Regions from separate parts of the Homo sapiens genome. Here regions 1, 3 and 4 are each linked to region 2. The links are chromatin contacts, found by Hi-C or POLR2A ChIA-PET in ENCODE. All regions are on one chromosome and are shown on one strand. Each heading gives the region's core, a stretch centred on a gene start or an enhancer-like site at or near the end of the contact. The rest is flanking DNA. Distances are from core to core; before and after follow the strand shown. Region 1 holds the start of SLC9A7 (solute carrier family 9 member A7). Region 2 holds the start of LINC01560 (long intergenic non-protein coding RNA 1560). Region 3 has its middle 19 kb from the start of SPACA5. Region 4 holds the start of JADE3 (jade family PHD finger 3).

Region 1 (6,315 bases), core at 3,401-5,900, 720 kb before region 2:
ACTCCTGATTAACCAGGAAGGAGATGGTTCCAAAATGTTTGCTTACAGGTTCAAATGTTAATTTCATGTTACCGCAAAGAGTCATCTTTTTCCCCTTCAGACTCTGCCTATGAGCCCACTCTCAGGCTGTGCTTAGCAATCCAGCTCCACCACAGCAACAGTGAGCCCACAACCCATAGAACCTAGAGGGGCTGATCAACATATTTTTGGAAAGGTGATGGGGTGGTGGAGGAGGAGGAAGCGAGAAGCAGGTGGTGGGTTAGCATGGCAGAGTCAGATTATTTTGGATCCATATCAGTTGTCACAAAAACATTATGGGGGAAGTGGAACTACCGTACATCTGAGAGAGAACCACAATGAACTGGCACAGTCTGTTTATACCAACTTTCCCTGCCCTAAACACTTTCTATTTCTGCTGCAAAGACATGTAGGGCCCAGTAACTTTAGGATGGCACTTAATCACATAACAGAGACAGACAGCTGGGAGCTCCCTGGCCTGACAAAACAGGTTAGACTGGTGGCAGGCAAGTGCCTGGCCCCGCTGCCTTGCAGCTCCAGTGGTGGGGTCTGGGGGCTGCTTTCAACCTTCCTGGGGAGTTAGGTCTGTAGCTACCTTCCCTTGTAGCTGCCCTGGCCTGTCAGGGAGGAATGCTTATAAGTGTCCTTTGGTGGGTGGGGGAGTTCCTTTCTGTTTAAACGTTAAGCATTCACAGTGTGTCTTTTATTTTCCTTAGGTCCTCTGCATCCAAGCAAGCACTTATTATGGGGTCTATTTGTGCACATCACTGCTAATGTAACATTGACTACTCTCTGAGGATAATGGAATAAAGGGAAGGAAAAAGAGGGAGAGAGCGAGTGGGAAAGAGAGGGTGAGAGAGGGAGGGAGGGAGGGAGAGAGAGAGAGAAATCTCTTCCCCTTTCCCCATTTTATCTCCATCCCAGACACAGGGCTCAGAAAAGCTCCAAGGGCACAATTAAGAATTGAAAAGTCATGAAGAAAATTGATAACATAATGTGATTTAAATAGGGAGAAGTAGGCGTCAAATTGAGTGATTTGAGGAGCACGTTAAAATGCTATTACAGCCGGGTGCGGTGGCTCACACCTGTAATCCCAGCACTTTGGGAGGCTGAGGTGGGTGGAGGTCAGGAGTTCAAGACCAGCCTGGCCAAGATGGTGAAACCCAATCTCTACTAAAAATACAAAATTTAGCCGGGCATGGTGGCGGGCGCCTGTAATCCCAGCTACTCAGGAGGCTGAGATGAAGAATTGCTTGAATCCGGGAGGTGGAGTTTGCAGTGAGCCGAGATTGCGCTACTGCATTCAAGCCTGGGCGACAGAGTGAGACTCCGTCTTGGAAAAAAAAAAAAAAAAAAGCTATTACAAGACCAAGAAGCATACAAGGTTATATGGTGACCTCTCCCTCCCACTCCTATTTCACAGCCATCTAGTTCCTCTCCCCCAAGGAAACCAATGTTACTCATCTATTGCATGTCCTTCCAGAGATATTTTACGACTATACCAACAAATATATAAATTTATATATATATAAATTTATCTTAAATGTAAACGCTGTTCTTCTCAGATTAAAGTGTCACTTAAACACAAAAAGGTGGCAGAAATTACATTTTAAAACTTTTTCTCAAAATAAAGAGTTTTGAAATTCACAGTTGAACTCTTTCATTCATAAACATTTAAAAGTTAAATTGTTTGCCTCCAGAAATTAAGTTGGGTTCCCAGCACACAGTGGATACTTTAAAAATGTTTCCTTAGGTCTTTTTGTCGTTCCTTATTCAGAGCCAAGAGGACAATTACTCACTTCCTCTATTGATATAGAGAAATCAAATTTTATTTTTTACTATTAAAAAAGAGAAGTCTTGAAAAATCTTTACTGGATTTACTTGTGTTCAAAGATTTGCTTGACAGTAGTAATCATTTCATTGTGTTTATCAAAACATCATGTTGTACATCTTAAATGCAGACAATTTTTTAAAAGATTTGCAAACTGAATTTTAAGATCAGTTTAAAATCCCCATCCCAATAGTCTTCAGTATACTATGAATAATTAGCTAATCACATGACATTAGAATTCAGATTAGGGGGACCTTGCAGTAGAAGACCAAACATACCTGAGAGAAAGAAGAAATGTTTTCTCACAATTACAGACAGTCCTTAAAATATTAATATTTGGCATAACCTGAGACATCACATATTGACAAACTAAATTTCTTTATACATTTAAAGAAACACTAATACTCAAAGATATAGAACAAAATTACACAGGAATGCTGAGATGATATTGCCTTTTCTGAACAGCCATCAGTTACACTAGATTTGTAACTTGATTGTTCACAAAATAAAACAGTACACTGTAGCACAACCAAATGGCTGAAAGATGGAGGTGAGTTTTAAAAGTACGTATCAGCAAAGGAAAATTCCACTGTTGTCTTTAAGCCTTAAGATAAAGGTGATTGAACTCCTCAGAACACGGAGTACTCTCCAGAAAATATATTTTCAAATCCCCATTTATTTTCCATCCCTTGAGCATGTGTTTACGAATCTGACAAATCTACCTCCTATTTCACATTGTCCTTTAAGAAACTGGGTCTAGGGCCTATTAAATAAAAATATTTTCACGGTTATCTATATAAAGGCAATTTTCATTTGCATCATGGCTTGGAGTCAATCACCTGCAATGACCACGTGCTTCAATTCCCCCCTGTCTGTCTTCTCAGGAAACCTCCCAGCTTACCTGCAGGCCTGGCATCAGTCATTTATCACCAACTGACACAAACCACAGAGCTCAACAACGGTCAGGGATGGAGGCCAAAGTCTGTGTTGAGACCTATAATTCGCAATCACCAAACTCGGTTTTAGACCTGGTCCTGTTTCAAGATCTGTGTAGGTCACTACTTCATCAAAACTGGAGGGCTCTTAACAGCGCTTGCCCCTTACACGGTTTGGCTGCGAGGGCCTGGTGGCCATGAGCCCCGGCTGTCAACAACTAATCAAGAAACATGAGAAGCAAGGCCCAGAACCAAGGGTAATTTTCACATTAAAGGTTAAGGTTTCTGCTTTCCATTCTCTATCAGGGCACCTGGATGGAAACTGAATAAAGAAATCCCTCAGTATATGTGATAAAATAAAATTTTCCCCGTTGGGAACAATCATGAAGTGGCTCGTCTATTTCGTGTGAGGATGCCAATTCAGGGGCTTTAACACCACTGAATTACATTCAAAAAGAGAATACCTGACTCCACTTTGGAGTCATGGGCAGGGCGAGGGGGGAGGCAGGGGGCACAGAAGAGGAAGAGGGATGACTCAGATTATGGCTGACATCCATGTAATAAAGGGAGATTTGTACTGACCACTGTGCATGTAACACACTGTGTACCATTAAATCTAGAAAAGGATGGTAGCATCAGCCCACCCCTAACAACAAAAGATGGCTGACTCCGGAATTAAAACCACGACTTTTCCCCTTCATACATTCGGAAATGTATCTCAAACTCACTCCCTGTTACCGTCTTAGGAATACAAAAGCTCCTCTTCGTTTGAGAAAGCAAGTAACTGGGTATAACTTTCCACTCGGGACATAAGAGCAGGAGGCGTGCCTGTCTCCTCGTCCAGGCCTGACATGGTGGTGCCACCCACTCTGGGTCCTGGACCACTGCTCACCTTTCACCACACTTCATGCTCTGACTTTATCATTAAGAGACCTGGGAATGTGGACCTCAGGAGTGGGTACCCACCCAGGCTGACCATGGATGTGGCGTCCAAGAGGCCCCACTAACCCATACCCAAGCAAAGACACTTTCAGACTTCGTCCCCACTCCCTACTGTGGCCTGTCCCCTGAGGTGATGCAGTCACCTGGGAAGCCACCCACCTCCAGCCACCACGCAGGCACACACACCCTATCGAGCTCAACTGGAGCGGGAGGTGGTGGGTAAGAGGTTTGCAACAGAGACCGAACGGGGCAGACGGAACCGGACCACCTCTGTCCCTTTCATTTTCCTGGGTTCCCAATGCAGAAACGTGGAATAGGGGTGGAATTGTTTTTAACGGTAGCAGAGAGCCAGAAAATGCAGACAGTTGACCTTGGGAACCAACACCGTCGCAGCGGGAAACGTAAAAGAAACGGAACACGTTGGCAAGTGAAGGGGGAGCACCGCGCGGCGCCAGGAGGAGCGCGGCGGCCGAGGGGTGTGGAGGGCGGGGGGTGTAACAGGGGTGCTCACCATAGATCATGGCCAGCCCGGTCTCGTGCAGAAAGCGCACCCGGCGGTGCTTGAAGAGCCAGATGGTGAGGATGGTGAGCGTGAGCAGCAGGATGAAGGTGAGCAGGCTCACGCTGTCTTGCCGGTGGCTCTCCTCCGCCTCCTTCTCAGTAGCGAGCTCCTCCATGGCGCTGCTGTCCTCCGCCGCCGCCCCAGAGGAGGAGGCCGAGGCCGCGGCCGCGACTCGCAGCCCCCAACCCAGCAGCAGCGGCAGCAGCAGCAGCCGCGGCGGCGGCGCCCCGGTAGCCCGACCCGAGCCAGGGCGCGCCGCGTCACCAGGCTCCATGGTCCCGGGGCCCCCCGCGCCTCCTCCGAGCGGGGACCAGCAGCCCGCGCCGTCGGCGGGTTCTGGCAGCACCGCGGACCTGCCGGAGTGGCCGTGGCCGCTGCAGCTCCTCCTCCTACTCGCGCCGGGCCGGGGCTGCGCCCGGGGCCGCGCGGGGGAGGGGCGCGCGCAGTGCGCAGGATCCCCAAGCACCGCCCCCCGCCCGCGCACCTGTTCGTCCCCCGGCCGCGCCACGCCGCACCGCCCCGCGGGCCAACCGAGCCACCCAGGCGGGGCCGGGTGTTGCCCTCGGGTCTGCGGGCCGGCCGCCGGCTGCTTGCCTCTCTGCGCTTCTCACCCCGTCCTGGCGCACCTGCCCAGGCAGTCTGGGGTCGTGGGGCCAGTTCATGGGCAGCCGCCGCCGCACTTCCGAAAGGGGACGCCAGAGGTCGCCGGCGCCTAGCGGGAGCATCGGCTTGGAGTGACTAGCCTTGCGGTCTCGAGTCCCGTCTCTGGCGCCACGGCGAAGTGTTTAATCTCAGGCCAGTGTGCAGCCGCCCTGGGCCCAGTAAAGTGGGGGCTGTCAGTGAACCGAGCAGCCCCGAAGCCACGTTAGCCCCTACACCTCTCTTTCCTCATCTCTCAGGTTGCCCTTCCAGCCCCAGAATCTGCTAGGTTTCATTCAAACCTCTGTTCTCATCAGACTCAAATGTGAGGACTGATAAGGAGTTGGAATCGGGGGAGGGCATTGAAGTATCTCCTTCCTCACTTGAGGGAATAGACTTCGTCTGCGCTGTGCTACTAATCCCCTTGGGGAATAGGGTTGAACCAGAAGGAACTGAACGCTTGCCATTCCTGGTAGATGAGCAGTAGCTGGTCCTAAGGTGGTGGTGGGGGGTGGGGGTTACCCTGATGACCCTTTCTTTTATGTTGCTCACCTGGTAGCTCAGAGAGTCTTTTAATGACTCTTAAGACCAAACCCAGCTCTGAACAAAATTATGGCGTGGACTCTGAAGGATGAAGCCTCTTGGAACAAATTCTCAGGAAAACTAGAATCTTCAATCCACCTTGCTCCTCTGGTCAAGGAAGAAACAAGATCAGATTAATCACTGAGTTCCCAGTGCTTAGCACTGTACTCATGTGTTTATTGAACCACTCTGAAATCTCTACCAAAACTGCCCATGTTTTCGCTCCCAGGGGAGTTTGCATTTTTAAGAGGATTCATTGAAGAAGGTGATGCTTAACCAAATGAAATAATAGGGTAGAGGTAGCATTAGGTAAGAAAACTCTTTGGAGTACTGCAGCCTTCCTGGTTCCCCTGTAGGTGAGCACTCTGCCAAAGCTGTTTAGTGGTTTCTTTAAAGCAGGGAAATCTCTTCATCTACATTTTAGCTAGCCCCTTTCCCAACTCCTCTAGGCAGTCACTCAGCCCCTGCAAACATCCGTATACCTTGAAGTTCCACACAGGTTTCCAATAAAATTGCAAATACTTAAAACCTGGATGGGCACTGTGTTGGTCATAATATTATGCCCCTTTGGGTGCCCAGTACTCAAGGACAGAATTTCTCTCTTTAGAAAAGGGCAACTCAGGAGCTACCTTAAAAGTACAGACTTCTTAGTATTTGTGGCGGATTGTATTTTTTAAAAAGATGGCCACAATCATATTTCCAATCCCAGAACCTTACCATCCCCCATCAAGAAGGGGCATCTATGTTCCCTCCCCTTGAACCTCAGTGGACCTTTGTGACTCCCTCAAAGAATATAATGTGGTAAT
Region 2 (6,299 bases), core at 2,234-4,733:
TTAGAAAAAAAAAATCATAGCTAGTAAGTGCCAAGCAGGGTTGCAAAGCCAATGTCTGGCAAGGGGTAGGTATTCAATAAATGTTTATTGAATAGATTAATGAATAAACACCTTTCACATTCAAATAAAAAATGCCCAAGTTATTTTCATTAACATTAGCAACAAGATAGCAAATACCCTCTATTAAATGTCACTCAACATTGTTCTGAAAGCTCTAACTAGTGCAACAGAAGATGAGGTGATCAGAATAAATATTTGAAAGGAAGAGACAGTATCATTTTTAATTGGATGGAATACGATAGCTAGGAAAAGTAAGAGACTGTAAAAAGCAACTACATTCATATGATAATTTGGTAATTGGATTGAATATGAAATAAAATTATAAAAATAGATTTTCCCTATGGAAATAGAAAAAAAATATGCTATTCACAATGATGATAAAAACAAAGGTAAAATATCTAAGGATGAACTGTTAAAAAAAAAAAAAGGTGTTGGACCCATAAGAAAACTATAAAAATTATAGTTTTAGTGGTTATTTTTGAAACTAGATAAAATAGTTTTAACATTTACATGGAAGAATAAGGCTGGGTGCGGTGGCTCATGCCTGTAATCCCAGCACTTTGGGAGGCCGAGGCACGCAGATCACGAGGTCAGGAGTTTGAGACCAGTCTGGTCAATATGGTGAAACCTCGTCTCTACTAAAAATACAAAAATTAGCTGGGCAGGGTGGCACGCGCCTATAGTCCCAGCTACTTGGGAGGCTGAGGCAGGAGAATTGTTTGAACCCGGGAGGTGGAGGTCGCAGTGAGCCAAGATTGCGCCACTGCACTCCAGGCTAGGTGACAGCAGAGCAAGACTCCATCTCAAAAAAAAAAGAAGAAGAATAAACGCACAAGAAAATTAATTAAAGCAACCAAAAAGAAAGCAAGGGGGACTAGTTCTACATGATGTTAAAACTATTTCTAAAGTCAATATGATTTTTTAAAAAGGAGTAGATACATATATCAGAAGAACTAAACAGAGTTCAGAAATAAAACAATACACATTTGGGAACTTATGTGACAAAAGTGACATTTAATTGAATTAGAAAAGGGTATTCATTTAACGACTGGTGCTGGAAAATTAGCTATCCAAATGGAATATACGAACTGATTCCATCTCATACCATACACCAAAATAAATTCCAGTTAGATTAAAATTTAACTTTAAAAAATTGAAATAAATATATTAAAAATAAATTTAAGGCGTATTTGTTTGAACATGAAATGAGGAAGTCACTAGGCAAGACAAGACACTCAGAACCTGTAAAGGAAAAAGGCAGATATATCTTAATAGATGATTTTTTAAAAATCAAATGTGAAGACACCTTTCAAAGTCAAAATATAGAGATAGAGGAAATATAGTTACAATATAGGTTAATATTCACAAATTAGTAAGAAAGACAAACCACCTAAAGGAAAAAAAGGGCAAAGGATATGAAAAAGTTTAAATATATATTTCAATGGCCAATAAGAATGAAATAATGTTCAGTCACTAGTTGTCAGGAAAACGCACATCAAGGCAAACTAGATACCCTTGTGTTTGGCCCTCAGAATGGGGTAAATTAAAAAAAAATCCAATGTGGAACAGGATTTTGGAAGAAGCCTTCTCATATGTTGCTGGTGGGAGTTCCAATTTTACAAAAGTTTTGGAAAGTAGTTTGGTGGTATGTATTGAACTTAAAAGCATCATTCCTGCACGTAATGATCACTCAGGTGACAGCCTCTAACCACAATTTAGAAATCAATAACAAAAATGTCAACGTTTTGGGAAATCAAAATCTCATATCTAAATAACCCAGTGGTAAGAGTGAACATTGCAACTGCAATTAGAAAACATTAGAAGGAAACTATAGTGGAGATGCTACATATCAAAACTTGTGGGTCAGATGCTCACGCCTGTAGTTCCAGCACTTTGGGAGGATGAGGTGGGAGGACTACTTGAGGATTGCTTGAGGCCAAGGAGTTCAAGACCAGCCTGGGCAACATAGCAAGACCCCAATCTCTACAAAAAATTTAAAAATTAGCTGGGCAAGCCTGCCTGTAGTCCTAGCAACTTGGGAGGCTGAGGTGGGAGGGTCACTTGAGCCTAGGAGGTTGAGGCTGCAATGAGCCATGATGGTTTCACTGCACTCCAGCCTAGGCAACAGAGAGAGATTCTTGTATCTTTAAAACAAAAATCAGCCTGGGCAACATAGTGAGACCCCGTGTCTACACAAAATAAAAAATTAGTGGGTGTGGCAGCACATGCCTATAGTTCCAGCTACTTGGGAGGCTAAGTTGGGAGGATCGACTGAGCACAGGAGGTTGAGGCTGCAGTGAGCCATGATCGTGCCACTGCACTCCATCTCTGGGCGACAGAGTGAGACCCTGTCTCAAAACAAAATAAAACCGAACAGCAGCAACCACAACAAAACATGTGACACGGAGCTAAAGTGTTCTTAGAGAAAAATTTATAAACTGAATGTTTATATTATAAAATAAAATGACTGGATAGTAAGATAAGCATTAAATTCAGGACTTTAAAAATGAGAACAAAATTAAAAAACAGAAAAGAAATAACGAAGTTAAGGGCAGATATTAATGACAGAGAAACAAAGATACAGGAGGACCAACAAAGTCAAAAGTAGGTTTTGAAATAACCTCATCTCAGACCTAAAGACCACCTATCACTGACCCCAGGAAGCTGCATATCTGATTCCACAGCCCCCCATCACTAGTCCCAAAGAAACGCATCACTCACCCAGCAGGAACCTTGGTCAATCACCCAATAAACCCCATCCCACACCTCACAGACCTCCAGTAGTCACCCCGCACAGCCCTTTCTTACCCCCACGGACTTCTCATCACTCATCTCACATATACCTTATCACTCACCCTAGAGACCCTGTATCACTCACCCCACAGACCCCCTTATTATTCACTCCGGTGTCCCCAACACTCATCCCACAGGCTACCCATCAACTTTCTCTAGTGACCCATCACTCACCCACAAACCCCAATCACTCATTCTGCACCTCCCTATAAATGACCCCAGAGAAGCCTCCTTACTCATCCTACTGAGCATCTTCGAGTACAAAATCCATGTCATAACATCCCCATAATTATCTTAATGCTTGATCCATGTCATAACATCTCCATATTTATCTCAATGCTTAAGTGGCCCTAAGTCCGTCTGTTAAACTCACTCCCAGAGCCTTAAGTCCTGAAAACTGCTTCGAGGAACCCCGGCGCTTCTGGACTTGATCTGCACATGCTTAGTGTCAGCTCCGAAGCGGCCGCTCGCCCACAATTACACCTGGTGGGTGCCCTTACACCGCGCCGGTGCGTGCGTGCGCGTGCGCGTGTGCGTCGAAGGAGAGGCGGGCTTTCCAATTTCCTTCAGTGACTCTCAGGCAAGGAACATGGCTGTCTCCTTGGGAGTGTCTCTACGGGAGCCGCCATCTTGGAAGGGCGGTCATTTCTGCCGCGGAGCCCGCGGTCCCCTACTCGATATACCCCTGTGGGATTTTCCAGTGGCCGAGGCACTGGGCCATGGAATGTACCACCAGGCTTCTCCCCTCCGCCGCAGCCTCTAGGAGTTAGTCACCTCCGAGGCCCCGGCGGGCGAGGCGCTTTGCCTCTTCCGCCCTCAGGGTGCCCTCGGCCTCAGGCCGTCCCTACCGGGGAGCCTCCGCCTCTTTAAATATCGCCCAGCCCCCACCCCCAGGAGCAGGTCGCGAGACGCACCCGCCCCCGCCCCTGCCGCCGCACTGCTCTGTGGGACGCGGCGACCCCTCTCCCGCGGCGGCCGGGACCCCGCGCCCACCGCGTCTGGAGCCCACCTGGCGGCCCCACTGGCTACATTTCCGACCTGGACCCCGGCCGGCTGCGGGAAACACTCGGCGTCTCGGCTGTCACCGAACCTGTGCAGTTGCCGCGGGGGGAGTCGTGCGTGTCAGATTTAGGCCAGGAAGCGGAAGTCGCCAGCAGCGAGAGTTTAACCTCTGTGGGCGCAGAGGGTTGCGGGGATTCAGCGCCCGGGACCGTGGATCTGTGCAGGGAGTCATAGGTGTGTGTGACATCAGTGGTGGAACATTTTGGCTCGTTTTCACAATTCAGTCATTATCCTTTCTGCTTTCCTCCTGGAAGCATTAAGGTTGAAGTTTTCTTCTAAAGATCAAAGTTTTGATTTGTTATATTAGTTCGGATTTGTTTGATTTTTGTTTGTGTTCGGTTTCAAGTGCTGATTTGTAACTTTTCTCCCCCCCCCACACACGCCTTTTGACCCCTGAATTATTTAAAAGTCCATTGTTGGAGTGGCAAACATCCTCCGAGACTCAAAGGGCAAGGCCATGGGCGCTTTATTCCGGCTGCTGCTCCAGGAACGTGGGAAAGCAGCGGAGTTTTATTCTAGGGGAAGGAAACAAAGGCGGCCGAGTGCCAGCTGCACGTTTGGTGGGATTTGGTCATCAGGGGTGGACATGCTGCCCAATGGAGCTGTCGGCAGTTTGACCCAGCTTGGTCCGTCGCGTCCTGTTCTAGGAATCGATTATTCAAAGAAGGAATTTAGAGGGACTGCAGAAAATGTTACAGGTCTTAACACCATTTTGCATTTCCGCAAACGAACAAGAAGTTAATCCCTGTGTTAGTGATTTCTAAGCCCATTTGCCTTGTGGCCCAAGAACGTTGAGTTTGAAATTTGATGAAACTTGCCTTAAGGCTCAAGTACGAGGCCAGCTTTCAAAAATGGTTTTGTGCCTTGATTGAAAACACTGTATCTTCTAGTTGTTGGATTTATCGTACTCTGCGGCTCTATTGGTTCAAGCTTGTGCGTTGGGCCTTTTAAAATGTGTGTTTCCTGATAATTCCCTTCAGCTTGTCAACTGGGGGTGATGTGGCAGGGAGAAAGAGAGAGAGGAGAGAGAGAGACTGTACTGGCAGGTTTTCCTTGTGCTATTCAATTTTTGCTTCCTATGTTTTGAAGTTTTATTATTAACTGCAGGTTTCATTACTGAATAGATATAGCCAAATTCCTTCCCCCAAAAGATTATAAAGTTTCCTAGTCCTACCAGCAAAATCATTAAGTTCATTAAGGCAAATCCCCTCCAGCGCTGGATGTTGATGCTGTCTTTAATTTTGTATTTTTCTGACTACTTTGTGCAATTGAGGATTGTTTTGGTCTATTGGCCATTTGGCTTTTCTCTTTTGCAAATGTTCATATCCTTTGTCCAGTTTTCTTTAGGGTGATTTTTCCTTTTCGTATCAATTTGTAAACAGTGTACAAATTACATTGTACATTAGGGATATTAACAGTCTGTCAGTTACACTGTACATTAGGGATATTACATTAGAGATATTAACATCTTTGTCCATTAAGGATATTAACCATCTGTCAGTTACATTGCAGTATTTTTCCCTAAACTCTTTTTGTCTTTTGCATTTTATGTTTTTTTAAATGTGCAATTAGAAAAATTTTATATGGGCTGGGCACAGTAATCCCAGCACCCATCTCTACTAAAAATAAAAAAAAAAATAGCCAGGCGTGGTATCTCAACTAAAAAAAAAAAAAAAAATTGCCGGGCATGGTGTTGGGCGCTTGTAATCCCAGCTACTCGGGAGGTTGAGGCAGGAGAATCGCTTGAACTTGGGAAGTGGAGATTGCAGTGAGCTGAGCTCGGGCCACTGCACTCCAGCCTGGGTGATAGAGCAAGACTTCATCTCAAAAAAAAAAAAGAAAGAAAAATTGTATGTGTAATATGTAACTAGTGAAATGTAGCCTCTGATCAGATATGTCTAAACTTTCTTTTATGGCTTTTGTATATCCCATCTTGCCTAGTTTCACTTCCCTATTCCAGATAGAAAGATAATCTTAACATGTATTTCAGTGTTTTTATTGCTTTAATTTTTTCTACTTTAATCTAGTTGGAATTTACTCTGGTATATGGTATGAAATCAAGATCAAGCTTGAACAAGAAGCCTGTGTCACACTTTTTTCTGTGTCAAATAAAAAGAGACTTTAATTAGAAAGACAGACTATTGCAAAAGGGAGAATGCTCCCATCTCAGAAACCTGAGAGCATCTTGAAACCAAACAGAAAAAGGCTTTTCTTGTAGAGGGTAAGGAGGCAGGCAGAGATAAGCAGAATCTGTGGAAAGGAAGCTGCACAAACAAGGGGGAATGGCCAGTGGGGTCTGCCAGGAAATTGTCCCACAGTGGTGCGCCCATTCCCAGGAGAAGCTGAGAAGCAGGGTCCATTGGGAGGGGAGGAATTTCGACTTT
Region 3 (7,197 bases), core at 2,358-4,857, 540 kb after region 2:
CCCATTCATACGTTGAAGCCCAAACTGTCAATGTGATGGTATTTGAGGATGGGGCCTTTGGGAGGTAATTAAGGCTATATGAGGTCATGAGGGTGGGGCCTTGGTCTAATGGGATTAGTGCCCTTATAAAAACAGACGTCCAAGAGTTTGCTCACTCTCTCTCCATTTGCACAAAAAAGAGGTGATGTGAAAACACAGTAAGAAGGCAGTTGTCTGCAAGCCTTATGGCTTTCTTTATAGAGAACCCTCACCAGGAACCAAATCAGCTGGCCCCTTCATCTTGGACTTCTCCCAGCCTCCAGAACTATGCCAAATAAACTTCTGGTTTAACCCGTCCAGTCTGTGGCATTTTATTATGGCAGCCCAAGCAGGTAATCCAGGGACTTTTGCAGTTAGCCCTTTGCTGGAACCCCAAAGGGAGCCAGGGGCTGTGAGAATTTTGTAACCATGACTGCTTTCCAGGAGCACAGGACCCACTCAGATATAAAGTAACAGCATCACTCCCCTTCCAGCTCACTCTGCCCCTCATGGCTCCTACTCCTTCCCACTCTACCAATCATTAACATGTATTCTCTCCCACGGTGCCCCCAATTTCCCGCCATTCAGTCACACTGCCATTTTCTTTCATTCATTCTGCTTCATGGCCACCATTCACGCATCTTGTACCCCATATAAACACCTTTCTTTTTATTGTGGTAAAATACACATAACATGAAACTTACTATTTTAACTATTTTACATTGCACAATTCAGTGCCATTTAGGACATTCACAGTATTGTGCAACCATTACCACTATTTAATTCCAGGCTGTCTTCACCACCCCAAAAGGAAACCTCATCCCCATTAAACAATCATTCCCTATTCCCCTTTCCCCCCAGCCCCTGGCTACCACTTAATCTGCTTTCTGGTGCTATAGATTTGCCTATTATGGATATTTCATATAAGTAGAATCATACACTTTGTGGTCTTTTGTGTCCGGCTTCTTTAACGTGGCATAATGTCTTCAAGGTTAATCAGTAACAGTACTTCATTCCTTTCTGTGGCTGAATAATATTCCATTGTATGGATATACTATACCATATTTGGTTTATCCACTCATCAGTTGATAGATATTTGAGCTGTTTCTACCTTTTGGCTATTATGAATAGTGCTGCTATGAACATTGGTGTGTAAGTTTTTGTTTGAATACCTACCTGTTTCCCATTTTATTAAGTATATAACTAGGAGTGGAATTGCTGGATCATGTGGTATTTCTGTGTTTAACTTTTTGAGGAACCACCAAACTGTTTCCTACAGTGGCTGCACCATTTTACTTTCCAACCAGCAGTGTATTAGGGTTCCAATTTCTCCACATCCTCTCTAACACTTGTTGTTTTGTTGGTTTTTATTGTAGCCATCCTAGCAGATGTAAAGTGGTATCTAATTGTGGTTTTGATTTGAATTTCCCTGATGACTAATGACAAATCTTTTCATGAGCTTATTGGCCATGTGTATATCATGTATATCTTATTTGGAAAAATATCTATTCAAGTCTTTGCCCAGTGTTAACTGGGGATTTTTTGGTTATTAGATTGTAAGAGTTCTTTATATATTCTGGATACCCTTATCAGATTATAATTTTCCCATTCTCTGGGTTGTCTTTTCATTCTCCTGATAATGTCATTTGATACACAAAAGTTTTCATTTTTATTAAGTCCAATTATTCATTTTTTTTCTGTTACTTATGCTTTTGGTATCATATCTAAGAAACAATTGCCAAGTCCAAAGACGTGAAGATTTATTCCTTCATTTTCTTCTAGTTATTTTACAGTTTTAGTTCTTGTATTTAGGTCTTTTATCCATTTTGAGTTAACTTTTATATATGGTATGGGGTCATGGTACAACTTCATTCTTTTACATGTGGATATCTATTTTTCCAGTGCATCTGTTGAACGGACTATTCTTTCCCCATTAAATGATCTTGGCACCCTAATCAAAAATCATTTGAGCTGCATGGGTTTTTTTTTTCTGGACTTTCAATTCTATTCCATTGATCTATATGTTTATCCTGGTGCCAGCACCACACTGTTTTGATTACTGTACCTTTGCAGTAAGTTTTGAAATAGGGCAGTGTGAGTCTTCCAAATTTGTTCTTCTTTTTCAAGATTGTTTTGGCTATCCAGGGACCCTTGCAACTCCATATAAATTTTAGGATTAGCTTTCCCCTTTATGCACAAAAGGGATTTGGGATTTTGTTAGAGATTACATTGAATTTGTAGGTTGCTTTGGGGAGTATTGGCATCTTAACAATGTTAAGTTTTCCTTAATTATCCACGAACACTTTCCTTTTATTTAGTTTTATTTTTTATTTAGTTTTTCCTTTTATCTAGTTTTCCTTACTTTTTTTTTTTTTTTAATGGAGTCTTGCTCTGTCACCCAGGCTGGAGTGCAGTGGCGTGATCTTGGCTTACTGTAACCTCCGCCTCCCAGGTTCAAGCAATTCTCCTGCCTTAGCTTCCTGAGTAGTTGGGATTACAGGCAACCGCCACTATGCCTGGCTAATTTTTTTTGTATTTTTAGTAGAGACGGGGTTTCACCATGTTGGCCAGGATGGTCTTGAACTCCTGACCTCAGGTTATCCACCCGCCTCGGCCTCACAAAGTGCTGGGATTACAGGCGTGAGCCACCACACCTGGCCTTCTTTACTTTCTTTCAGCAATGTTTTGTACAGGTCTTGCATCTGCTTGGCTAACTTTATTTCTCAGTATTTTATTCTTTTTATCCTATCGTAAACAAAATTGTTGTCTTAATTTCCATTTTGGCTTTTTCATTGATAGTGTATAGAAAAGCAATTGATAGTTGTATGTTGATCTTGCATCCTGCCATTTAGCAGGATTTGTTTATGAGTTCTAACAGTTGTTTTTTTTGCAGATTATTTAGGATTTTCTATATATATATAAATCATACCATCTGGGAATAGAAATAGTTTTACTTTCTTTCTAATTTGGGCATCTCTTATTTCTTTCTTTTGCCTGAAAATTTATCTGGCTAGAACTTTGAGTACAATCTTTAATAGAAGTGACAAAAGTAGGCATCCTTATCTTGTTACTATAACTCTCTACCCTTAAACTTTTATGCCAGAATTTCTAAGGACCAGATAGAATGAATTATGCCTTTACTGTTATATAAGTAAGCCAAAGATGGCCTCTATGTTTGACCCCCAGGTTGTTTATTTCTTCACTGCAGGCTGAGACCCCTTAACTCAAAAGTTTGCTGGCACCAAACAAATTTTTACATACCCAAATATTTCATAAATAGCCCAAACACATAGATTTTTAGCCACTGAGAGTCTTCCTGCTTTACATACCCCAGAAAACCTGGTACTACATCTTTCATCTTTGGGGAATAGATAAGTTAGGCCCCAGGCCATAAAATACCCAAAGCTGCTGCTGCTGCCCTTCAGAGTTCTCTGACCCAGAGAATTTTCTCTTTGCTGCTGAATGACATCACCTAGACAAATAAGCCCCCGTCTTGATGCCCCAGCACTTCCCTTGTCGTTCTGCCCTTCCGAATAGTTGACCAGTGGCCATAACCTCTGTACAGGCTCGGGCTGTGAGGGACTTCATGCAAACCTGTCACAGAATCACCCCATAACCCTTATTGTGCTACGCCACCTTGTGGTCATTTATTTCCTTCATCAGCGCCCTAAATCGCTCAAACTCCCTGTAAGTGACAAAGAGGAAAAGGGAAGGATTTCTGGTAATCATGAAATAGATAGGAGACAGTAGGACAAATAATTGGTAAAAGAATCCTGGATGGTCTCAAGCGGTGGAACTCTAAACTTGGAATGCCATTGCATCAGTTTGGCATGGGACTGCTTTGTGCTGTGTCACATACTCTACATTTGTGGGTTTTCTCTGTGCCTCACTAGCCTGGCCAAGCAGTAACACCAGTATTTGAATGAATCCACTTCATTAGAACTGACTTTTGGGATCAGGTGTGGAACTGCCTGGGGAAGGAGGTCACCCTGCCCGCCTGGAGCCCCACTAGGCAGGGAAATGCTGGGGCACGCACAGGGCGCTATAAGGCCTGTGGGTCTGAACACAAAAGGTTGGGGGAGTACACATCTCTGGACTGAGGGTAGGCTATCCTGACCCCATGACTGGCTAGAGTGGTAGGAGCCCCGTGAGTTGGCCCTGTGATTTTGGGTACCCTGAGACGCATATGACACGTGAACATGGCTATAAAGCAGCGATGTCGGGCTGACGTGGATCCCCTAAGCACAGCTGGGGGAGGCGCTTTTGTAAACAGCTAGCATGCCTCTGTTCTTGTCGCATTTGAATTTGCTATTACAGATGACATCATTTCTGTTCCTTTCCGGAGCAATATCAAGACCCCAAATTTGTTGAGGTGGGGCAAAACTGTTACTTCACGTGACTAAAGACGTTTATATTGCTGTCCCAACCAGGACTCCAAAGGAGGTGGCTGTCCTCTTGAATCCAAACCAGGGGACCCATGTTGGGCTTGCGCGCTTCTCGCCAGGACACGGCCCAGAGGGTAGGTCTCTCATTCATAGTAGCCACATTAAGCCTGGCTGTCTACTCTAGTCTATGATCGGGGCATAGAATAATAATAACCCTTATTGTGCTACGCCACCTTGTGGTCATATAATCTTCTTTCATCAGAGGAGACCAGAAGGCGTAGAAGACCCCGGAGAAGAGGACTGGCGCCCTCTAGAGGATGACGCGACACAATACCACCATGAGAGAGTGAGGAACTTGACCTTCTCCTTTGCCAGTCACCAACAGCAAAGTCAAAAAAACAGAAGAGACAACAGGGGAGGGTCAAGAAGGAGAGGCCATTTCTCATTTGGAGGAGGAGACACCCTCTGTCTCACCCGGAGCCCCTGCCTGTCCGTAAGGACCTAGCCAGGGAACCAAATGAAAAAGCTACCGATGGCCGGGCGTGCTGGCTCACGCCTGTAATCCCAGCACTTTGGGAGGCCAAGGCGGGCGGATCATGAGGTCAGGAGATCGAGACCATCCTGGCTAACACGATGAAACCCCGTCTCTACTAAAAATACAAAAAGAAATTAGCCGGGCGTGGTGGCAGGCGCCTATAGTCCCAGCTACCGGGGAGGCTGAGGCAGGAGAATGGCGTGAACCCGGGAGGCGGAGCTTGCAGTGAGCCGAGATCACGCCACTGCACTCCAGCCTGGGCGACAGAGCGAGACTCCGTCAAAAGGAAAGAAAAGAAAAGAAAAAAGCTACAGACAATGTATCGAACAGAGCACAGCAAGCTCCACCTGACAGGGGCTGAAGTGAAGCACTTGGCTGCCCCAGGACGGTATGGAAAAGTGGCTTCCCTACTAAAGGATTCTGCACAGTTAGTACAGAAGCTGAGAGTGACTCCCAGGAGGCTTTGCATTGCAGTCCATGTACACCTGGTCAGTATGGATTTTGCATTTTTGTGAATTTTGGTGGCTTGGAAAGCTGCCCACCCTACACGAGGCCTCACAACCCCCTGGGCAGAATGGCGGTGGAAAACGTTAGCTGAGGCCAAAGATGTCCTCCATCAGCTCTGCACATTCCAGTGGGATTATCTGGTGACAGATGGCAGGGCATGAGGACTCTATAGTCTGAGGAGGCTGAATGGAGTGCTGAGCCCACACAGTAGTTTCTCAGGGAGCACCTGACAAGTACAAGTCCTGATTTCTGTCAGCGATGGCTAAGGCTAAACAATCCACCAGGCCATGGCTGCCCTGGATGGAATAGAATCTCATGGAGGACAAACTCACAGCCCAGTGTTGCCTGCAGTTATGAAAACAATGCCCCACCTGGCCTAAATCACAAGGAACATCACCGGCAAGGCCGCCCCCTCATAGTGCAAATAAACCACCACCAGCCAGGCCCCCAGTTGAGCGGGAACCCTGAGATGCACGGAAGAGGTCATCTATTAGTCAGGGTTCTGCAGAGCAACAGAACCAATAGGAGGCGATATGTCTACGTCTATGTGGAGATATGTGGGATTTATCGTAAGGAATTGGCCCACATGGGCCCAGAGGCCCACAGATCCCAAGACCTGTAGTTGGCAAGCTGGGAACCCAGGAGAGTGGGTGGTGCAGGTCCAGTGTGACGGCCAGCAGACTTGAGGCCAATGAAGAGCTGACGTTTTAGCGCATGCTCCAAGGCGGGAATAAACTGATGTCCCAGCCCCAGCACTCAGGCAGGAGGAGTCCTCTCTGACTCACGGAGGGTCAGCAGTCCTGTTTGCCTCAGGCTTTCAACTGGCTGGGTGGGGCCCCCCACATCTAGGAGGGAGGTCAGCTTCACTTAGTCTTCCAGAGAAAGGTTAAGCTCACCCAGAAACACACTCACAGCCACACCCAGGACAGTTTGATCCATTGTTTAGGCACCCTGTAGCCCAGGCAAGTTGACACGTAAAATTCACCATCCCGGGTTGTATGGAGCCTCAAGGGACAAGAGGATCCCAAATTGGATGTGCTCTGATAAATCAGTGCAACAACACAATACGAGCCAGGGTGAGGGGACAGCCATGGCAGGCCTCTGCTTCCAAGGCAGCCTCACCTTCAACACCTGCCTTGATCTCTGCCAGTGACAGGGACCCACCCCACACAGATCCCGTGGTCATGGAAGCAGGTCCCTCTGGCAGACAATCAGCCTTTTCCACATTAACTGTGGTTTGCCCTTCAGCAAATCAACACCACAGGCCAATACAGGTGCTGGAATCTCCCTCATCCCAGGCAACATTCAAGCTTTAAAGGGCCCTCCCCAGGAGGTGGCCCGCTTGGGAAGAGGAACCAGGAAAGCATCATCACCCTCTTCCCTATTCAGGTTGGCCCAGGGTTGCTAAAAGACGTTTCTGTCCTGGTTGTTGTCCCCAATCTGCCCCTTTTCCCATCGCTGGAACGGGCCCTCTCAGTCAGCGGGTGACCTCAGAGAACGGCCTAAGGGTCCTGTGCTATTGCTGCCACTGACAGGTGGGAGCCAGTTAACCAAGCCCCTTCCCCTGCTGGTGTGGGGTTCCACACACCCCATAGCAGCGGAGGCAAGTCCTGCTGCGCTCACTTGGTTAGGGAAAGGGAACGAACTCCTACCATCTCACCTTCCAGCTCCCCAGTACGAGCTGTGCTGAAAGCCACTACTAATGTGTGAGGCTAACTCCAGACTACGGAGCCTTAAACAAGGCTATCCCCT
Region 4 (7,013 bases), core at 3,060-5,559, 570 kb before region 2:
AGACAAGGACTGTAGCAAAAATCTCCCCCAAACTACAGACTTTTATCTCTTATGGGCTTTAACACAAAAATCTGCAACAAAACATTAGCAATATAGAATCCAGCAAGGTATAAAAATAATTATTTTATGGCCAAATGGGGTTTATTCCAGCTATGAAAGGTTGGTTCAAAAATCAATATTCTATCAATGTAATCTACCATATCCACAGGCTAAAGAAGAAAAATCACACGATCATATAACTTGATGCAGAAAAGGCATTTGACAAAATTCAGCATTCACTCATAATAAAAACTCTCAGCAAACTGTGAATAGAGAGGTACTTTCTCAACTCAATAAAGAGCATCTACAAAAAACCTGCAACTATCATATTTAATGGCGAAAGACAATGTTTCCCCTTAAGATAAGGAACAAGGCAAGTATGTCCACTCTCTCCACTCTTATTCAACATTGTACTGAATGTTCTAGCTAGAACAAGACGGCAAGAAAAGGAAATAAAATGCGCACAGATTGGAAAGGAAGAAATAAAACTGTCCCTATTCACAGATAATATGATTGTCTACATAGAAAATCCCAAAGAATCTGCTGAAAAATTCCTAGAACTAGTAAGTGAGTTTAGTAAGGTCAGAGGAAACAAGATCAACACATAAAAATTAATTGCATTTCTATATATTAACAATGACCAATGAATGTGAAGACAAATTAAAAACACAATACCACTTACAATCATGACAAAGAAAATGAAATACTTAGGTATATATTTAACAAAACATGCATAGGTTCTGTATGCTGGAAATTCAAAAATGCTGACGAAAGAAGTCAAGGAAGATCTAAATAAATGGAGAGATAGACATATCGTGTTCATGGATTGGAAAATTCAATATACAATAGTAAAGATGTCAATTCACCTTAAACTGATCTATAGGCTTAACACAATTTCTTTCAAAATCCCAGCAAGGTTTTCGTAGATACAGAATACACTCATTCCAAAATTTATATGGAAAGGCAAATGACCTTGAATGGCTAAAACAATTCTGAGAAAGAACAATAAAGTGGGAGGAAGTGCTCTACCCAATGTTAAGGCTTATTATATAGCTAGAGTAATCAAGACTGGTATTCACAGAGGTATAGGCACATAGATCGATAGAACAGAATAGCGAACCCAGAAACAGCCCCACACAAATAGCCCCACACAAATATGCCCAATCGATTTTTTCAAACGTGCAGAAGCAATTCAGTGGAGGAAAAGTAGTCATTTTATTTGAGCCATCAGACAACCATAGACAAAAATATGAACCTCAACCTTAGGTTTAGATCCTATATAAAAAGTAAATGAATCATGCACTTAAATGTAAAATATAAAACTATAACACTTATAGAAGGAAAGATAAGAGAAAATCTTCAGGACCTGGAGCTAGATGAAGATGTCTTAGCCATGACACAAAAACATGATACATAAATGCAAAAATTGATAAATTGGACATCATCAAAATTTAAAATTTGGTCTGCAAAATCTCTTAAGAGGATGAAAAGACCAGCTACAAACTGGGAAAAATATTTGCAGATCACATATCTGACAGAGGACTTGTATCTAGAATGTAGTATACAGAATTCTCAAAATTTAACAGTAGGAAACAATCTGATTAGAAAATGGGCAAAAGACTTGAACGGACATTTCACCAAAGAGGTTATACAGATGGCAAATAAGCACATGAAAAGATGCTCAACAGCATTAGCCATTAAGGAAATGCAATTTAAAACAACAATGAGGTATCACTACACACCTATTAGAATGGCTAAAAGAAAAAGATAGTGACAATACCAAATGCTGACAAAGATGTGGAGAAACTAGATCTCTTATACATTGCTGGTGGTAATATAAAGTGGTATAGTCTGGAAAAGTTTGGCATTTTCTTGTAACACTAAATATACACTTACCATCTGACCCAGCAATTGCACTCCTGAGCATCTGTCACAGAGAAATGAAAACTTATGTTTACACAAAAACTTCTACATTAATGCTCATAGCAGTTCTATTCTTAATAGGCAGACATTGGAAACAACTCAAATGACCTTCAATGCATGAATAAACAAACTGTAGGACATCCATACTACAGAATACTACTCAGTAATAAAAAGCAACAAATCATTGAGACATGCAACAAACTTGGGTACATCTCAAGAAAATCATGCTGAGTGAAGAAAAGCTGATTTCAAAAGGTATGATTCCATTTATGTAATACTCTTGAAATGACAAATTTATAGAGATGGAGAACGTGTTAGGGGTTGCCAGAAATTAGAGGAGGAGAAAGCGGTGACTGTGACTACAAAGTGTAGCAGGAGGAATCTTTGTGGTGGAGAAAAAGTTGATTGTGGTGATTACACAAATTTAAATGTGTTAAAATTGCACAGAACTATATACACAGACTCAGAAATCAGTGCATGAAAATTGATGAAATCTGGATAAGGTCTGTGGACTGTATTAATGTTAATATCTATATTGTATTATAGTTATCTATTACCATTGGGGGAAACTGGGCAAAGGGTACATGGGACCACTCTGTACATTTTTTTTTACAACTTCTGATGAATCTATAATTATTTTTAAATAAGTATAATAAAGTGAGATAAGTCTGAAGGACTACGAATATTTTAGAACTCACGCATTTCCATATTATGGAATATAACTAGATCTTTAACATGGAAAACAGACAAAATACAAAAGAGCCTACATTATTGTTCATCCTAGAAATGTAAACGAAAATAGCCCAGGACAGTAGCTCATGCCTGTAATCCTAGCACTTTGGGAGGCCCAGGCAGGCAGATAGCTTGAGCTTAGGAATTCAAGACCAGCCTGAGCAACATGGTGAAACTGTCTCTACCAAATAAATAAATAAATAAATAAGTTGGGCCATGGTGGCATGTGCCTGTAGTCCCAGCTACTTGGGAGGCTGAGGTGGGAGAATCACTTCAGCCCCGGAGGTGGAGGTTGAAGGGAGCCAAGAGGTTGCAGTGAGCCAAGAGATCTCACCACTGCATTCTAGCCTGGGTGACAGGGAGCCCAGAGGTTGCAGTGAGCCGAGATCGAGCCACTGCATTCCAGCCTGGCGACAGAGTGAGACCCTGACTCAAAAAAAAAAGGAAAAGAAAAAAGAAAGAGAATGAGTTCATCATAGTTGCATATAGCACATTTCCAAACCCAGAGAGGTAAGCCAAAAAGGTTTGTTGCTTAAACATCTATATTAGGATTCAACCAAAGGATCAGAACCAGTAGGAAATTATATATATATATATATATATACACACACACACATATATATATACACACACACATATATATATACATACACACACACATACATATATATATACACACACACACACATACACCCACGGTGCCCAGCCTGCCAGAAGAATGCGTGGTGGGAATATACGTATATATACTCCCTGTTCATTCATTTCTTCGAAGCTATTGTCTTAGACGATTATGGTGGCCAAGTAAATCCAAAATCTGTAGGGCATACAGTCAGGAAGGGAAGATCAGGAGCAGGCTGGAACCAATGGACATAGGCCAAAGGTGTCATCCATAGGGGAAATTCTCTTTCTCTGACGTACTCAGCACCCTCAGCCCTGATTGAAAGGCTTTCCAACTGATTCCGTCAGGCCCACCTAGATTATCCAGGATTATCTCCCTAACTTTAAGTCAACTGATTAGGAGCTTTAATTACATCAGCAAAATACCTCCAGAGCAACACCTGGATTGGCATTCGATCAAATAACTGTGGGCGATAGCCTAACCAGTGGACACATCGAAAAAGCCACACAACATCACAAACCACCTGTGCTGGCAACTGAATAAATGAATTATGTTAATAGCCACCTTGGCTTTATTATTACAGGTAATTCAAGCACAAGCGACATAAATCAATAGCGGCCACCGAGTTGATGTATGAGAGTCCCACTTTGGAACTTCAGAGTTGGAAGGGGCCATGAAAAGCTTAGTTTGTATTTCAACACAGCCGAGGCATCTGCACCTCGTCCTCTCTAGCGCTCGGCGGGGCTGGGGCGTCTCGGGCAGTGGCGCACCCAGCTGGACGGGAGGGGAGCCCACCTGGAACGCGGCGCCGCGGGTGCGGGAGCGGCGAGTGGGCGGGGCGTCGAGGCGGCGGGTGGCGACGGCGCCCAGCCCGCCAGAAGAACGCGCGGCGGGCAGACGGCTGGGAGCCGCTCCGGTAGGGCGAGCGCGGCCGGCGGTGGGTGGGAGGAGAGGTTGGGGGAGGAAGGAAAGGGAAGAGGCGGAGCGTGGGAGCGCACAGTGTCAGGAATACAATAGTGCTCCGCGCCGCCTCAGCCGCCGCCGCCGCCCAACCGCCTGCCCAGCGCTGAGGCCTGACGGGCCGGGCGGACGAGGGCCGAGGGCGGGAGCTGAGGCGCGGGGGGCGGCCCCGGCGGGGGGCGGGGGCGAGGAGGGGATTAAGGGGCAGGTGCGAGGGAGGGAAGAGAAGAAAGCGAGCGGTTAGGGGGGCGGTTACCACTCCGACCGGACTCACCCGGCACATTGCCGGGCCGCGGCGTGGAGCCGGGCAGGAGCCGCGAGCCAGCTGCGCGAAGGTAGGCGCCGCGGAGGCCGGACCCGGCGCGGGCGAGGTTGGGGGCGTCGCACCGGCTGGGCGGCGGGAGCGGCGGCCTCCGGGAGTGGAAGCGGGCGGCGCGGAGCGCACAGTCCCGGCCCGGCCTCGCCGCGCTCCGGGTCGCTCCGGTTCCACATCGTGGTCGCCTCCGGCGTCCCCGGCGCCTTGGGGCCGAGAGCGTGTGTGGGCTGAGGTAAAGTGCCTGGTGGCCCCTCTGCCCGCCCGGGTAGTGCCTGGTGGCCCGGGCGGGGGGCGGGGGCGGACGCGCGAGCTCGGCTGCAGCTCCCGGCTACACCGGGCAGGAATTGAGCGCCATAACTGTTGCGGCTCTTTCCTCCGGTGCCCCCTCCTGGCGCCCCCTCCTCCGTTCCTGCCCTTTGCCTGGCTTCGGGGCTGACGGGGCCAGACCCGTGGCGGGAGGACCTGCTCTGTCGGCCGCCAGGGGTCGGATGCTCCAGGGAGCGAGGGCGCGCCCTGGCTGTTTAGCTGTTGGGGGGCGGAAAGAACCGAGTGCCTGGAGAGGGGAGAACGGGTGGTGCTGGGTGCGGCGAGGCACCCCGGGAAGCCCGGGTGCCCACCCGGCGGGAGCGGGAGCGCGGGCGCCCGGCGGGCTGGCGAACTTTCCCTCCCACTGGCGGCATTGTTCGAACTGCGGGTCCGTGGCCGCCGAGCGTCGGGCGGTCCGGGGGTGGGAAAATCGTGAGGGCTTTGCTAGTCTTCCGGGGAAATTTTCCCACCGCTGGGCACGGCAAAGTTAACTTTTCTCCAGCTTTCGAGTTCGTTTTATTCCCTCCGCCCCGGGGGCCGTAGTTTGTTTTTTTGTTTTGTTTTGTTTTGTTTTTTGTTTGTTTGTTGTTTTTTTTAATAGCCTTCAATCTTTTTCTCCCGCTTTTCACAGCAGAGCCAGTGCTTCGGTGGAGTCTAGCTTTAAATTGCACAGGGCAGCCTGAGTTTGTTATTTGTGAGGAGGGGGTGGCGGGATCTGGAGTGAGTGACCACAATGGTGGTATGTGGAGGCATGTTTCAAAGTTTTTATCGCTGTGCGGCCCTGGGACATATGTGGCTACTAGGGATTTGGCAAGAAACTTGTTTGGCCGCTTCTCCGACTTTGAGTTGCAAGGAAATCCGTGGCCTCAGATGTGCGCGAGTTGTTTGTGTGTGTGTGCCGTGAGGTGCGTTTATCTATGAAGCTGAGGATGAGATTCCCCCCTCCCGCCGTCTGATTGTGTAAGAAGTCAAAACCGTGTTGAAGGTGATTCCAGTGGTGGCCTGGAGGGAAAGGCGACCTCATTCCCTGTGTTCAGTCTGATAAAGTGAACTGCTGCTCTCTAAACTTGGGAAGTAATGAAAAATAATTTAGGTAAAAACTGGTTGCACAACGTCTTTGCTTAGTTTAAGCAACCCACAATCCACTTTCCCAGACCAGTTCTCCTGTTAAATACTTTCCCTTTAGCCACTTCTTGTCAGCCTAGGCTGGGAGGGGGAAAGAGTAGGGCTGAGAGAGGAGTCGGTCTGAACAAAGCATTGTGTTTTTATTTAGTTTAATACTTCCAAAACATCTGTAGACAATGGGAGTATGGGTCCCGGCCTTCGTACCCTTTGAGTAGTGTGGTTCTCATGCTTTTGTAGCATCATGTGATTACTCTTCGGATACGTAAAAATAGATTTTTTTTCTTTTTTGTTTAACCTAAGAGTATTCTACCTCCATAACATATCATTTTCTCTTTCGTTTAAAGTGAGCTCTGAGCTTAAATACTTGAACTGTAAAAGGATAATACCCTCTCTTCAAGGATTACCTGAGACCGTTGAGAAGTGTTTCAGTGCCCAGCGTGTATTCAACTTTCAATCGATGTTAGCCACCATCTTTGCCACCTTTTCTCCAGTTGTGCTCTTCTTTATGCTTTTGTTTGCTAGAGAATAGCTTTTAACCCAATATTGTTGCCTTGCTTTCTGTCCAGTCAATTCTGGAATACTCAGGGGTGCAAGTCTGGCTCTAGAATTCACACTTTCTCTCTCCCCTCTTCTCTGAGTCATGTTGCTTGCCCTCGGCAATGCGATGTGAATCTGGTCATAGGTAGAAAAAAGTAGAGAAAGGCTTCCCACTCCTCCCTGAAGTGTTGTGACCCACCTTCAGGCCCGTAGGGGAGATTCCCAGGAGCAGGACAGGTGATGGTGCAGGGCTGGCATCATAGCTAAGAAGTATGGATTGGTGAAAGTTAAAGAAGAAAGGGTGTTGAAGACTTGTAGGTTTAGTATTGTCCTCTCCTTTAATAATGCTTGTCTTTTCCCTCTCTTGTGTTCCACCAACCATAACAACCCATTTTTTCCCCTAACCTACACAAAGCCATATCTTCTTTCTGCCCACTGCTTTGAGGTCTGGCTGGA

The links. A loop is a pair of places that touch in the nucleus more often than their neighbours do. ChIA-PET counts read pairs that join two places held with the same protein, here RNA polymerase II (POLR2A). Pooled maps may share reads with other maps.
Region 1: a loop to region 2 is called in a map of B cell, with 5 times the contacts of the local background. The contact joins the promoter of SLC9A7 here to the promoter of LINC01560 in region 2. A Hi-C loop is called at or near these places in 1 of 168 maps with a recorded cell type or tissue (B cell) and 3 of 50 pooled maps. POLR2A ChIA-PET finds 5 or more read pairs at or near these places in 1 of 52 experiments (CD4-positive, alpha-beta T cell).
Region 3: a loop to region 2 is called in a map of ascending aorta, with 8 times the contacts of the local background. The contact joins the enhancer-like site here to the promoter of LINC01560 in region 2. A Hi-C loop is called at or near these places in 9 of 168 maps with a recorded cell type or tissue (A673, CD4-positive, alpha-beta T cell, CD8-positive, alpha-beta T cell and 6 more), 14 of 37 single-sample maps with no recorded cell type and 21 of 50 pooled maps.
Region 4: a loop to region 2 is called in a pooled map, with 5 times the contacts of the local background. The contact joins the promoter of JADE3 here to the promoter of LINC01560 in region 2. A Hi-C loop is called at or near these places in 7 of 50 pooled maps.

Annotation. Positions count from the first base shown.
Region 1 is chrX:46,754,468-46,760,782 of GRCh38, forward strand. SLC9A7 (solute carrier family 9 member A7) reads right to left here and starts at 4,651. Exons shown (of 17, transcript NM_001257291.2): 1 at 4,238-4,651. The coding sequence starts at 4,562. RefSeq lists silencers at 4,423-4,562, 4,583-4,932.
Region 2 is chrX:47,479,233-47,485,531 of GRCh38, forward strand. It overlaps LINC01560 (long intergenic non-protein coding RNA 1560), which reads left to right and starts at 3,484. Exons shown (of 1, transcript NR_126059.1): 1 at 3,484-5,995. It overlaps ZNF41 (zinc finger protein 41), which reads right to left and starts at 3,990. Exons shown (of 5, transcript NM_001324144.2): 1 at 3,863-3,990. RefSeq lists an enhancer at 3,425-3,724 and a silencer at 3,715-4,004.
Region 3 is chrX:48,022,169-48,029,365 of GRCh38, forward strand. No RefSeq gene overlaps it. Among named protein-coding and RNA genes, the nearest start is that of SPACA5, 19 kb to the left of the region's middle. Within about 2 kb of position 3,608, at least 2 of the 41 ENCODE cell types and tissues checked have a DNase peak (open chromatin) inside an H3K27ac peak, as active enhancers do.
Region 4 is chrX:46,908,112-46,915,124 of GRCh38, forward strand. JADE3 (jade family PHD finger 3) reads left to right here and starts at 4,310. Exons shown (of 11, transcript NM_014735.5): 1 at 4,310-4,608. RefSeq lists an enhancer at 4,083-4,377 and silencers at 4,118-4,247, 4,688-5,097.